Regions from separate parts of the Mus musculus genome. Here region 1 is linked to region 2. The links are chromatin contacts, found by POLR2A ChIA-PET in ENCODE. All regions are on one chromosome and are shown on one strand. Each heading gives the region's core, a stretch centred on a gene start or an enhancer-like site at or near the end of the contact. The rest is flanking DNA. Distances are from core to core; before and after follow the strand shown.

Region 1 (6,219 bases), core at 2,615-5,114, 47 kb after region 2:
AGCCCTCACCTGATTGCTGGGAATAAAACTCCACTCACTGTAGCTGTCTTTAGAGGGTGTCAGATCCTATTACAGATGGTGTGAGCCACCATGTGGTTGCTGGGATTTGAACTCAGTACCTTCAGAAGAGCAGTTAGTGCTCTTACCTGCTGAGCCATCTTGCCAGCCCCAGATTTTTTTTTTAAAAAGATGTGTTTTTTTGTTCGTTTGTTTGTTTATTTAAAGACTTATTTATTATATGTAAGTACACTGTAGCTGTCTTCAGACACTCCAGAAGAAGGAGTCAGATCTCATTACAGGTGGTTGTGAGCCACGATGTGGTTGCTGGGATTTGAACTCAGTACCTTCAGAAGAGCAGTTAGTGCTCTTACCTGCTGAGCCATCTTGCCAGCCCCAGATTTAAAAAAAAAAAAGATGTGTTTGTTTGTTCGTTTGTTTGTTTATTTAAAGACTTATTTATTATATGTAAGTACACTGTAGCTGTCTTCAGACACTCCAGAAGAAGGAGTCAGATCTCATTACAGGTGGTTGTGAGCCACCATGTGGTTGCTGGGATTTGAACTCAGGACCTTTGGAAGAGCAGTGGGTGCTCTTACCCACAGAGCCATCTCTCCAGCCCCTAAAGATTTATATTTTATTGTTATTATCTTTGGTTTGTTTGAGACATGGTCTCACTATGTAGCTCAGGCTGTCCTGGAACTCATTATGTAGACCAGGCTGGCTTAGAACATACAGAAATCCACCTGTCTCTGCTTCTTGAGTTCTGGGATTAAAGGTGTGCACTACCATACCCTATTTTTTGTTGTTGTTGTTTGTTTTTATTTTTATCTTTTTTATGCTTTTGATGGCTGTCATATTTGCTTGTCTATTTACCATGTGTGAGTCTGGTGCCCAAGGAGTCCAGAAGGGGGCATCTGATCCCATGGAGCTGGAATTAGACCTTTGTGAGCCACAGTGTAGGTGGTGGCAACTGAACTGGGATCCACAAGAAGAGTAAGCAGTGCTCTTTTTTTTTTTTTTTAAAGATTTATTATTATATCTAAGTACACTGTAGCTGTCTTCAGACACACCAGAAGAGGGCATCAGATCTCATTACAGATGGTTGTGAGCCACCATGTGGCTGCTGGGATTTGAACTCAGTCAGTGCTCTTAACCTCTGAGCCATCTCTCCAAACTGTAAGCAGTGCTCTTAAGTGAGCCATCTCTCTAGCTCCATGACTTATTTCATTTTTAGTCACCTGTGTATGGGCACGCCCACGTGAAAGCTAGAGGGATGCAGTCACCTGGGACTGGGAGCTGTGAGCTTCCCCTGTGTGGGAGCTGGGGATTGAATTTGGGTCTTCTGGTAGAGTGGTCAGTGATAACCACTGAGCCATCTCTCTAGTCTGGACAGAGTGTTAATCAAATCACACATGTGCAATTAAGCGTAACAGAGACTGGGTCTTGAAGTTGAGAGAGAACGTACATCTCCCCGGTCTGGTGAGGAGAGAGTTCAGTCTGAAGGCTGGCCAGTTCACTGAGCACAAACCCGAGAGAAAACTTATCTGAGAATGGAGCTTAGTTAGGTGGGAGATGCTGGCCACTGGTCAAGCTGCAGCTTTGCTTTGGAGATATAAACACTGGATTTGTGTCCTGACACTGCAGGAGAAAAAAGGGGTAGCAGTGGCAAATAACAGAAGAATGCCCATGAATGTTGAAAATAGCGGTGTAACTGGGCTGGTGAGATGGCTCAGCGGGTAAGAGCACTGACTGCTCTTCCAAAGGTCCTGAGTTCAAATCCCAGCGGCCACATGGTGGCTCACAACCACCCTTAATATGAGATCTGACGTCTTCTTCTGGTGTGTCTGAAGTCAGCTACAGTGTACTTATGTATAATAATAAATAAGTCTTAAAAAGAACGGTGTTAGCAGAACTGAACAGACAAGATACAGCTTGGTGGGCAATGTGTAAGAGTAAGACGTAGGCAGGGCAAAACCATTAGGACCCTATATGTCACATAGAGGGTTTTCTCTCTATCCTAAGAATGCAGAAAGCATGAACAACTACAATCACAGGCTGTGGGGCTGGAGGGATGGCTCAGTGGTTAAGAGTACTGGCTGTTCTTCCAGAGGTCCTGAGTTCAATTCCCAGGACTCCACGTGGCAGCTCACAACTATCTGTAATGGGTCTGATGCTGTCTTTTGGTGTGCAGAGAAATATATGTAAATACATCTTTACAATCACAGGCTGTGAGCAAATTTCTATTTCAGAATGACCCCACTGGGCTGGGAAGATGGCTCTGTAATGTGCCTGTTCCTCATTGATTCTGGAGTTCATCAATTTGGCTAGATTGACTGGTGAGGGAGCTCCCGGGATCCACCCCACATCAAGTGCGAAGATCACAGACACATGCTGCTCTGCCTGGCTTTTATACTGTGCTGGGGATCCAAACTTAAGTCCTGATACTTGTGAGAGTCCCTGTCTGAAAAACAAAAGGGGTATAGGGAGCTGGGTGGTGATGGCACATTCCTTCATTCCCAGCACAGACATGATTCTGAATTCAAGGCCAGCCTGGTCTACAGAATGAGTTCCAGGACAGCCAGGGCCACACAGAGAAACCCTGTCTAGAAAGAAAGAAAGAAAGAAAGGAAGGAAGGAAGGAAGGAAGGAAGGAAGAAAGAAAGAAAGAAAGAAAGAAAGAAAGAAAGAAAGAAAGAGAGATGGAGGGGCCTAGAGAGCTAGCTCAGCAGATAACGGCTTGTTCTGCTCTTGCAGAGGGTCAGAACTCAGCTCTCAACACCCATGTCCAGGGACTTGGGGCAGCTAATAATTAGGTCTAGGGGATCTGATGCCCTTTCTCGGATTCTGCACACACATGTGCATACACATACATTTTTTTTAAGTGATGGAGATTATGACAGCGATTCTGATTTACATCTCCTGTACATCTATCTGTAGGTGTTACATTAGCAATGGCACAAAAACGTTGAAGGAACTCTTCCCCGTCACTGAAACCAATTCCGACTCAGCAAAGTTGCCCCCATGATTGATGATTTGATCAGGTTTTGCTTTTTCACTGTTCTCTTTCATCAACAGAGGAAAATATTAGTAAAAATTCTTGTTACAATTGCAGTCCTTGGTCACTTGTCATCATTTTGGGAAGGGCTGGGAATGAGGTCTGGTGATGGAACTGTTGCTTAGCACGTGCCACGTCTTGGATTCTATCCTCAACATGACATACACTATGACAACAATCAGTGGAAGGATGTATTTGGCCATCAGTCGTACAGAATTGGCTATTGTATATCTTCATTTCTTGGAATTGTGTATATCCATTCTTCATTTCAAATTCATGATGAGATTATGCTAACTATATACACACTCTTGTCTTCTCAAAGATCCAGTTGTTTTGGCACGGAAGAGCACACTGCAGGCTCTACAACCCATTTTCATGTAGTCATTCCACAGTTCATCGGATGCTAGGAAAGAGGATGCAGATGTAATGAAATGACTTGGCCAAGGTCACACACTCCAGGCAGCATGGACAGGACAAGACCCCCAGACAGTGCCAAGGTCCACGACCCTCTCCCAGGTCCAGACCCGGGTCCCGAGGCCTGCACTGCTCTACACAGGACGGTGGACAGGGCCCGGGCGCCCAGGAAGTGAAAAAGCAGGGGTCGGTGCCGGAGACCACGGAGGCCCCAGATGCAGCAGACGGCCAATAGCTACCAGGGCCAAGAGAAACGTCAGGCAGAGTGGAGTCCGACGCTTGCGCACCCTGGGGAAAGGGGGCGGGCCCTGGACAGGAAGTGACGTCTAGGGGCGGTCCTCGGCGGCAGCGCGCGGCCTGGGCTCGCGCTGGGCTCCGCGCGCCCCCCCCCCCCCGCCCCCTCTATGAGGCAGAGGCCGCGGCGGCCGTTAGCGCTGTCGCTCCGGGGGCCGCGGCGGGCGGGGCTCCGGCGGGGCCCGGCCTAGTCCCCACCCAGCCCGGCTCCTAGCCGCCCGCCCTCCCTCCCTTCGCCACCCCGATGCAGGGGGCCGAGCTCCGGGACGGCGAGGCGGCGGCGGCGGCCGCTTCGTACCGGGTCCTGAGCCGCCTCCTCGGCTATGGAGAGGCCGCCCCCGAGCCAGGCCCGCCGCCGCCGCCGCCGCCCCCGGGCCACAGCCATGGCCCGTCGCCGCCACCACCCTTCCTCGCGCGGCCCGGCTCGCGGGGCGCCCGGCCGCCTCAGCTGATGGTGTTCCGCAACGTGGGGCGGCCGCCGGAGGAGGAGGACGCGGAGGCGGCCCGGGAGCCGGGACCCTCGGAACTGCTGTGTCCCCGGCACCGCTGCGCGCTGGATCCCAAGGCCCTCCCGCCGGGCTTGGCGCTCGAGCGGACCTGGGGTCCCGTGGCTGGACTAGAGGCGCAGCTGGCGGCCCTGGGGCTCGGACAGCCGGCGGGGCCGGGGATCAAGACTGCCGGCGGAGGCTGCTGTCCGTGCCCGTGTCCCCCGCAGCCGCCGCCGCCGCAACCCCCGCCGCCTGCTGCCGCCCCGCAGGCCGGGGAGGACCCGACGGAGACGAGCGACGCGCTGCTGGTCCTGGAGGGCTTGGAATCGGAGGCCGAGAGCCTGGAGACTAACAGCTGCTCGGAAGAGGAGCTCAGCAGCCCCGGCCGTGGAGGAGGAGGAGTGGGTGGCCGGCTGCTTCTGCAGCCTCCGGGTCCCGAACTACCCCCGGTGCCCTTTCCGCTGCAGGACTTGGTCCCTCCAGGGCGCTTGAGCCGAGGGGAGCAGCAGCAGCAGCAACCTCCCCCACCGCCGCCGCCTCCCGGGCCCCTCCGGCCTCTCGCAGGCCCTTCTCGGAAGGGCTCCTTCAAAATCCGCCTCAGTCGCCTGTTTCGCACGAAGAGCTGTAACGGCGGCTCGGGCGGCGGGGATGGGACCGGCAAGAGGCCTTCGGGAGATCTGGCAGCTTCAGCTGCGAGCCTGACCGACATGGGAGGCTCAGCGGTCCGGGAGCTGGATACGGGGAGGTGAGATTGGCTTGGGGGTTGGGGGTGGGCAAGCGACAAAGTTCCATTTCTTGTTTCGTTTCCCTCGTTTTCCCCTACTGCCAACACGATACTGTTAGAGCTGAGCTGTGGACTTCAGGAGGAGGCAGACACTTGGGATTAAAGGTGGTGACATCTCGCATTAGGTCAGAGCTAATTGTGGAAACAGCTTTCAACTCTCGGAGAGTTCACACTCTGTGACACTTCTCAGTGGGTTAGCGTCTCTTGCTGGGGATGATCTGAAGCCCGGCCTCACCTTCCATCCCTGTTCCGGCCCCACTTTTTAAGCACCCCTCCCATGTCTGTTATTACTACCATTGCTGAAGGTTGCTGGAAATGTGTGGCCTTGGGGCCGAAAAGCTGGTGTCAATCACCTGCCTGTTATTATCTTGATCGTCTTGCTTGTTCTCTCAGTGCACCAGCCTTCACTCTCTTCGCAAGTACAAGCATGCAAATAGCCCGAGGAGTCTGGCCAGCAATTAGCTGGGCAGCTCCCTTAATATTCTGGTTGTTCCTGGATATTTGCTGTCTAAAGCCTGTGTGCTGACCACTTTCTGAATGGCGTTGTGCTGACTCTCTCACTTTCACACGGAGGTGAGAGGTCTAGGTGAGGTATACACAGTGACTTCTAGTCCAATTAATGGCAATTCCAAACTTAAATGGTGAGTTGTTCCCCTGAATTTCTAAGAAGTGGCTAGACTTTTACTGTCGGGACATAGTTCTGTAGTGTCAGTTTGGAAAGCTGTCAGCTTTTGCAGCCATGAATGAGTCTTACCTTGTGGTATAACATTGTGAGTTGTAGTTCTGAATCTGTTTTAAACTTGAATTGGTGGCTTTTGTTTTGTTTTGTTAGACAAGGTTTTTATTATGTTGATCAGGCTTGCTTTTAATTCACTGTGTAGCAGACTGGTCTGGATCTCTTGCTCTTTCTTCCTACCTCCTCCCAAGGACCAGGCCTGCTGCCACTGTGCCTGATTGGAATTGGTCTTGGTATGGTTTCTGTGATGTAGTCTTGAAACATACAGACAGTGACAGACCAAGGGCAAAGAGCAGATAAATTGATAACTTTGTTGAGCACTAGAATCTTGGAGGGTAGGGGGATGTTGAAAGATAAGTATATCTGGGCCCAATTTAAATTTTTTTTTTAAAGCTTCCTAGTTTATCCTTGTTCACAAACCACCCATTCTTGGACATGGATTTTCAAG
Region 2 (5,820 bases), core at 2,442-4,941:
GAGATCTGATGCCCTCTTCTGGAGTGTCTGAAGACAGCTACAGTGTACTTACATATAATAAATAAATAAATCTTTAAAAAAAAAAAAAAAAGAACTATCAAATCCCTAAGCACTCGTGAGACCCACGGGGAGTTGGCCTGGGTGACAAAGAAGCCTTCCTAATGTTGTTAGCTAAAATTAGTGGAGCGTATCAGCTAGGAAGTCGCCATTCTTGTTTCCTCTGTGGCACCTGTTTGGATAATTCCCATCTCTTTGTGCTCTTCATATGTCAGGGAAGGACAAATTTCTCAAGCAGTAATTACCTGTAATAATCATCTTATTTATAATCAGATTCTTCCAGCGCTCCGGGGAAATGTTCTTGTCGAAATCAGCTGTGTTCTTCTAGATGTAGGTCACTCAGAGACATTTCAGAACTTCCCATTTAAAAAATAAAACCTGAGCTGGGCTGTGATGGGACACGCTTTTAATCCCAGGAGGCAGAGGCAGGCAGGCCTTCTCTGGGTTTGAGGCCAGCCTGGACTACTTGAGTGAGTTCCAAAACAAGTGAGGACTACACAGAGAAACCCTGCCTCAAAAGAAAACCCCAAAAAGCAAAAAGCAAAATGTATGTGTGTGATGTGTGTGTATATGTATGTTTTATGTGTATGTGATATGTGTATGTGTGTGAGTAACACACACATCATTGTGCAAACATGCCTATGTGCCTATGTCCATGAGTGCTCCTGCAGAGGTCAGAGCAAGACTTCAGAGTCTTTCTTTATTGCTCTCAAAAATATTATCTGTGGTGGCACATGCCTTTAATCCCAGCACTCGGGAGGTAGAGGCAGGTGGAGATCTCTGAGTTCGTAGGCCAGCCTGGTCTTCAAAGTGAGTTCCAGGACAGCCAGGGCTACACAGAGAAACCCTGACTCGAAAAACCAAAAACAAACAAACAAACAAACAAACCAAACAAAACAAAACAAAAAAATTGTCTTGAGACAAGTCTCTTCCTAATCCAAAAGTTTGTCCTTTTGCTTAGACTGGCTGGCCATCAAACTCTCCAGATATCCACTTTTCAGTGTTGACATAGACACAAATTTCAGATACACCCAACTTTCTTTTTTTTTTTTTTTTCTTTTTTTTTTTAAGATTTATTTATTTATTTATTATATGTAAGTACACTGTAGCTGTCTTCAGACACTCCAGAAGAGGGCATCAGATCTTGTTATGGATGGTTGTGAGCCACCATGTGGTTGCTGGGATTTGAACTCCGGACCTTTGGAAGAGCAGTCGGGTGCTCTTACCCACTGAGCCATCTCACCAGCCCTTTTTTTTTTTTTTTTTTTTTTTTATTTATTTATTTTTTTTTATTTATTTTTTACACACCCAACTTTCATATAGCTATATATTTAATTTAATATGTATGGTTTTCGTGCATATATGCCTGTATGCATAGTGCATACTAGGTGCATTCCTAGTGGCTGCAGAGGTCAGAGGAGGGCATCAGATCCCCTGGAGCTCCAGTTATAATGTGAGTGAGCCTCCAATGGAGAGGAGAGACAGAGGGGAGGGGGAAGAGAAAGAGGGCTTGGCTTGCGGGGGTGGGGGGGAGCCAAAATGTCTGGATTATTATATAATGAAGAGCCTCTGAGTGATAGGAAGTCCAGCCCCTGGGCTGGAAATTTCAGCATAGAGGGTAGGACATGCCAGCCATGCCCTGTAACAGGTAAGGACTAAGGGATGCTGGGAGAACCTGGAGCCCAGGTCTGCTTTGGCATATTAAATATCCAACTTAGCCTCTTGTCGTGAGTCTGAACCCCCCCCCAATATATATATATATATATATGTGTGTGTGTGTGTGTGTGTGTTGTATGTTTGTGTGTATACATATACATACATGTACACACACACACCCTGCTGCTAACAAGGACTCCTATTCTTTAGGTTCAATTTAAAAGTCTTACTAGGCCGGGCGTGGTGGTGCACACCTTCAATCCCAGCACTCAGGAGGCAGAGGCAGGCAGATTTCTGAGTTCGAGGCCAACCTGGTCTACAAAGTGAGTTCCAGGACAGCCAGGTCTATACAGAGAAACCCTGTCTGGAAAAAACAAAACAAAACAAACAAACAAACAAAAGTCTCACTAGGAAAAATGGGAAAGAAAAGTCTGCCTTATAGGATTTCCTTTTCACTGTTGTTTAAGAGATTTTTAAATGTGTGTGGATGCTTAGCTGCCTATCTTTATGTGTACCATGTGTGTAATGCCCTCAAAGTCCAGAAGAGGGCATCAGATCCCCTAGAATTGGATTTACAGGGGCATATGCGTCACCATGTGGATGCTGGGACCCGAACTTGGGTCCTCTGCCAGAGCAGCAAGGACTCTTTTTTTTTTTTTTTTTTAAGATTTATTTATTTAATGTAAGTACACTGTAGCTGTCCTCAGACACTCCAGAAAAGGGAGTCAGATCTTGTTACGGATGGTTGTGAGCCACCATGTGGTTGCTGGGATTTGAACTCCTGACCTTCAGAAGAGCAGTCGGGTGCTCTTACCCACTGAGCCATCTCACCAGCCCAGCAAGGACTCTTAACACCTGAGCCATCTCTATAGTTTCTATTTTCTTTTTTAGTTTTTGTTTGTTTGTATTTTTCTGAGGGAGGGTTTTCTCTGTGTAGCCCTGGCTGTCCTGGAACTCTCTTTGTAGACCAGGCTGGCCTCGAACTCAGAAATCTGCCTGTCTCTGCCTCCCGAGTGCTGGGACTAAAGGGGTGCGCCACCATGCCTCAAATTTTCCAAAACAGCTAATCAAAAGTAACAGTGACCACCTAAGAATCCATCTCAGAGTGAACCAAATCATATTAGGTACTGATAGGGAATTAGCTTGCAGTAGCCGAGAAACTGAGCAGAGGCCAGGCAGACATGGGTTAGGATGTGTTACATAGTCTGTGTGGCTCCAGGATGACCTGGTTATCACACTGGGATTCCTTTAACCACTGAATGTGAAGCGATTTTGGAGTTGTTAAACTCTATGTACCTGACTCTCAGTTCTGCCAATTATTTGTTTAAATTTGAATTACATATTTAGTATCTCTGGCCCAACCATATATGTAAAAGCAGGAATATTTATTGCTTGTGGTGAGGATTAAGTTGATATATGTAAAATGCTTAAATTGCCAGGCGCCTAGTAAACAATTTTGAAATACCAGTTATTACCAAATTTGGTAAGTGGTATTTTTGGAAATGATATGTTTTGGGAAATGACAGATTCTTGTTAACCCACGTGCCTTTTGCTTTTCAGTAATCACAGCGGTCAGCTTCCCTAACGGAAAGGTATGAAAGAATTTTCACATAGAAAACTAGGTTGGTTAAAGGTTTAAGGTTATACTGCATTTTGAGGTCAGAAACACACCCAGAAACTATCATTTTCGCCCTAAATACCTCCAGTGAATTCCTTGTAATGAAAGAAAACACTTATCTTAAAGGCTTCTGATTTCAGAGGGAAGCACTTTTTCGTTTTTTTCACCGATTGTAAATAAGGTGTAACAATGTGTTAAGGAACCAGGAATGCAGCAACCAGAGTCCCACAGAAGCCTCCTGCGCAGGCGCAGCTGGCTCTCCCCGTCTCCGACTGGCGCGTGACAGCCGTGCGGTTTACCCTACTTCCAAAGTGGTTTCATTGCGCACGCGCGAACCCACTGCGCGTGCCCGCGCGCCCCTCCCCTGGAGAGCGTGCGCGTGCGCGCGACTCACCTTTCGGCCTGGGGCGCGCGCCCTGGAAAATTCCACTCCCCAGCTCGCTCCGCCCTCTGCGCCTTTTCTCCGGCTCGGTGATCTGCGGCTAGGCTAGCATCCCGGCGGCCTTTGCGCGAGCAAAATGGCGGCCCCCGTACCTCGGGGCTTGTCCTCCTTATACAGGACTTTGGGATGGTGGTCTCGGCAGGTGGGTAGAAATGAAGCGAATGAAATTTTTAGGGACACAAAGAGGAGGATAGAGTAGAGGGGAATAATCATGCTGTGGGCGTTGCTGAGTTTGGACCATACGAGTCAGACTTCATCTGGAGAAGAATTTGAGGTGTATGCGATCCCCTCTAGACAAGTCTCTCTAGACAGCCTAGACGAGGCTGAGCATTAAGCTTCTTTACGTTAATTCTAGTCTTTGGAGAGAAGATGTTAAAAAGGAAAGTAATGGCTTGGAAGATGAACCAGCTCTTTTACATTCTTAAAAAATTTTTTTTTGAAAAGGATAGGAGTTTTGTCTTATCCTAGAGGGAAAAGGTCACCTGACTTCGTAAAAGTTTATTGGTCAGTTAGGAGCTAGAAGCAATTTGCTTCTGAAAAAGCAAAACAGAAGTGTGGGGGAAATGCCAGGGAGATCTTGTTTAATGCTTTAGTAATAGCATTCCACTCTTTTCAGAAATGGGTTAAGTGAGGTTTACAATTAAACTGAAAGTTCTTTGGCACTAGGACCTCTGCTTTAATCATCTCTGTATACAGTAGTACTGCAGAATGTATTAAAGGAAAGTTTTTACTGTTGATTGATGTGAATACAGGTTATTAATTGGCTTGTGGCAAAAGCCATCCCTAGGTGTTCAAAAAGTAATATCGTTTCTCCATAATAGTCATTTCATAACTCCTGAAGCATTCTTTAATGGGATGTCTTTCTATAAGACTTTGCAAACAGTTTGCTCAAGATAGATTTATCCTTTCCAAATCACCTATACGCTAACTTTTTTTTTTCATCTCCCAGCCCATTCTGGTGACTCAGTCCACAACTGTAGTTCAAGTTAAAACCAAAAGCCGTTTTAGACCCCCAACTCCTGAACCCAAGTACAAAACAGAGAAGGAGTTTTTGGAGTATGCCAGGAAAGCGGGATTGGTCATTCCACAGGAACGGTTGGAGCGCCCTATACATTTGGCCTGTACAGGTAAGGAACTATTTCTGGGATCCTGGTTCAGTTCTCTATTGTCAGAGGTCTGGTGTATGCTTTAGACTCTGATTGATAGCAATAAATTAACCACTAAGTGGGGCTGGAGATATGACTTAGCGGGTAAGAGTACTGACTGCTCTTCCAGAAGTACTAAGTTCAATTCCCAGAAACCTCACTACCATTAGTGGCTCACAACCATCTGTAATGGGATCCGATGCCCTCTTCAGGTGTGTGTGTCTGAAGACAGCTATAGTGTGTACTCATATAAGTAAGTCTTTTTTAAAAAGATTAAAAAAAAGAATGAACCACCAAGTTCACCCTCAGTAATGATTTACTTTTATAAACTATATTTCAAAAAGTCAATTTTGTTTTGTTTTTACAGAACTTGGGGTTAGATATAGAACTAAACAAGCAGTCTACCGCTGAGCTACACACTCCTGTTCTCCCTTTCCTTTTGCCTTTACCACAGGTGGATCCTCCTACATAAATAGTAGCTGAGACCTAGGGCTGTACCTCTAGTCCTGCTCATGAGGTCATCCTTATTTGTTTATTTATTTATTTATTTATTTTATGTATATGAGTAAACTGTACCTGTACAGATAGTTGTGAGCCTTTATGTGGTTGTTAGGACTTGAATTTAGGACCTCTGCTCACTCCAGTCAACCTCACTTGCTCAGGCCCAAAGATTTATTTATTATTATAAATAAGTGGGGCCTGAACTCTGCAGCCAGTCCCACAACACCCAGAGGAAGCTCCACTCCCAGGCTCTCTAACACGCCCAAGATTACAGGATCCCAGAATCCCAGGATCACAGAGACAGCTGGACTCAGGAGTTCTGACACAACCAGGATCACAGGAAGGACAGACTCCAGTCAGATATATCGAGGGCAGGTAGCACTAGCAATAACCAGATGGCA

What was found. ChIA-PET counts read pairs that join two places held with the same protein, here RNA polymerase II (POLR2A).
Region 1: POLR2A ChIA-PET joins it to region 2 with 13 read pairs in embryonic stem cell. The contact joins the promoter of Socs7 here to the promoter of Mrpl45 in region 2. POLR2A ChIA-PET finds 5 or more read pairs at or near these places in 3 of 5 experiments (Patski and embryonic stem cell).

What each region holds. Positions count from the first base shown.
Region 1 is chr11:97,358,428-97,364,646 of GRCm38, forward strand. It overlaps Socs7 (suppressor of cytokine signaling 7), which reads left to right and starts at 3,865. Exons shown (of 10, transcript NM_138657.4): 1 at 3,865-4,996. The coding sequence starts at 4,008.
Region 2 is chr11:97,312,025-97,317,844 of GRCm38, forward strand. It overlaps Mrpl45 (mitochondrial ribosomal protein L45), which reads left to right and starts at 3,692. Exons shown (of 8, transcript NM_025927.4): 1 at 3,692-3,915; 2 at 4,723-4,900. The coding sequence starts at 3,850.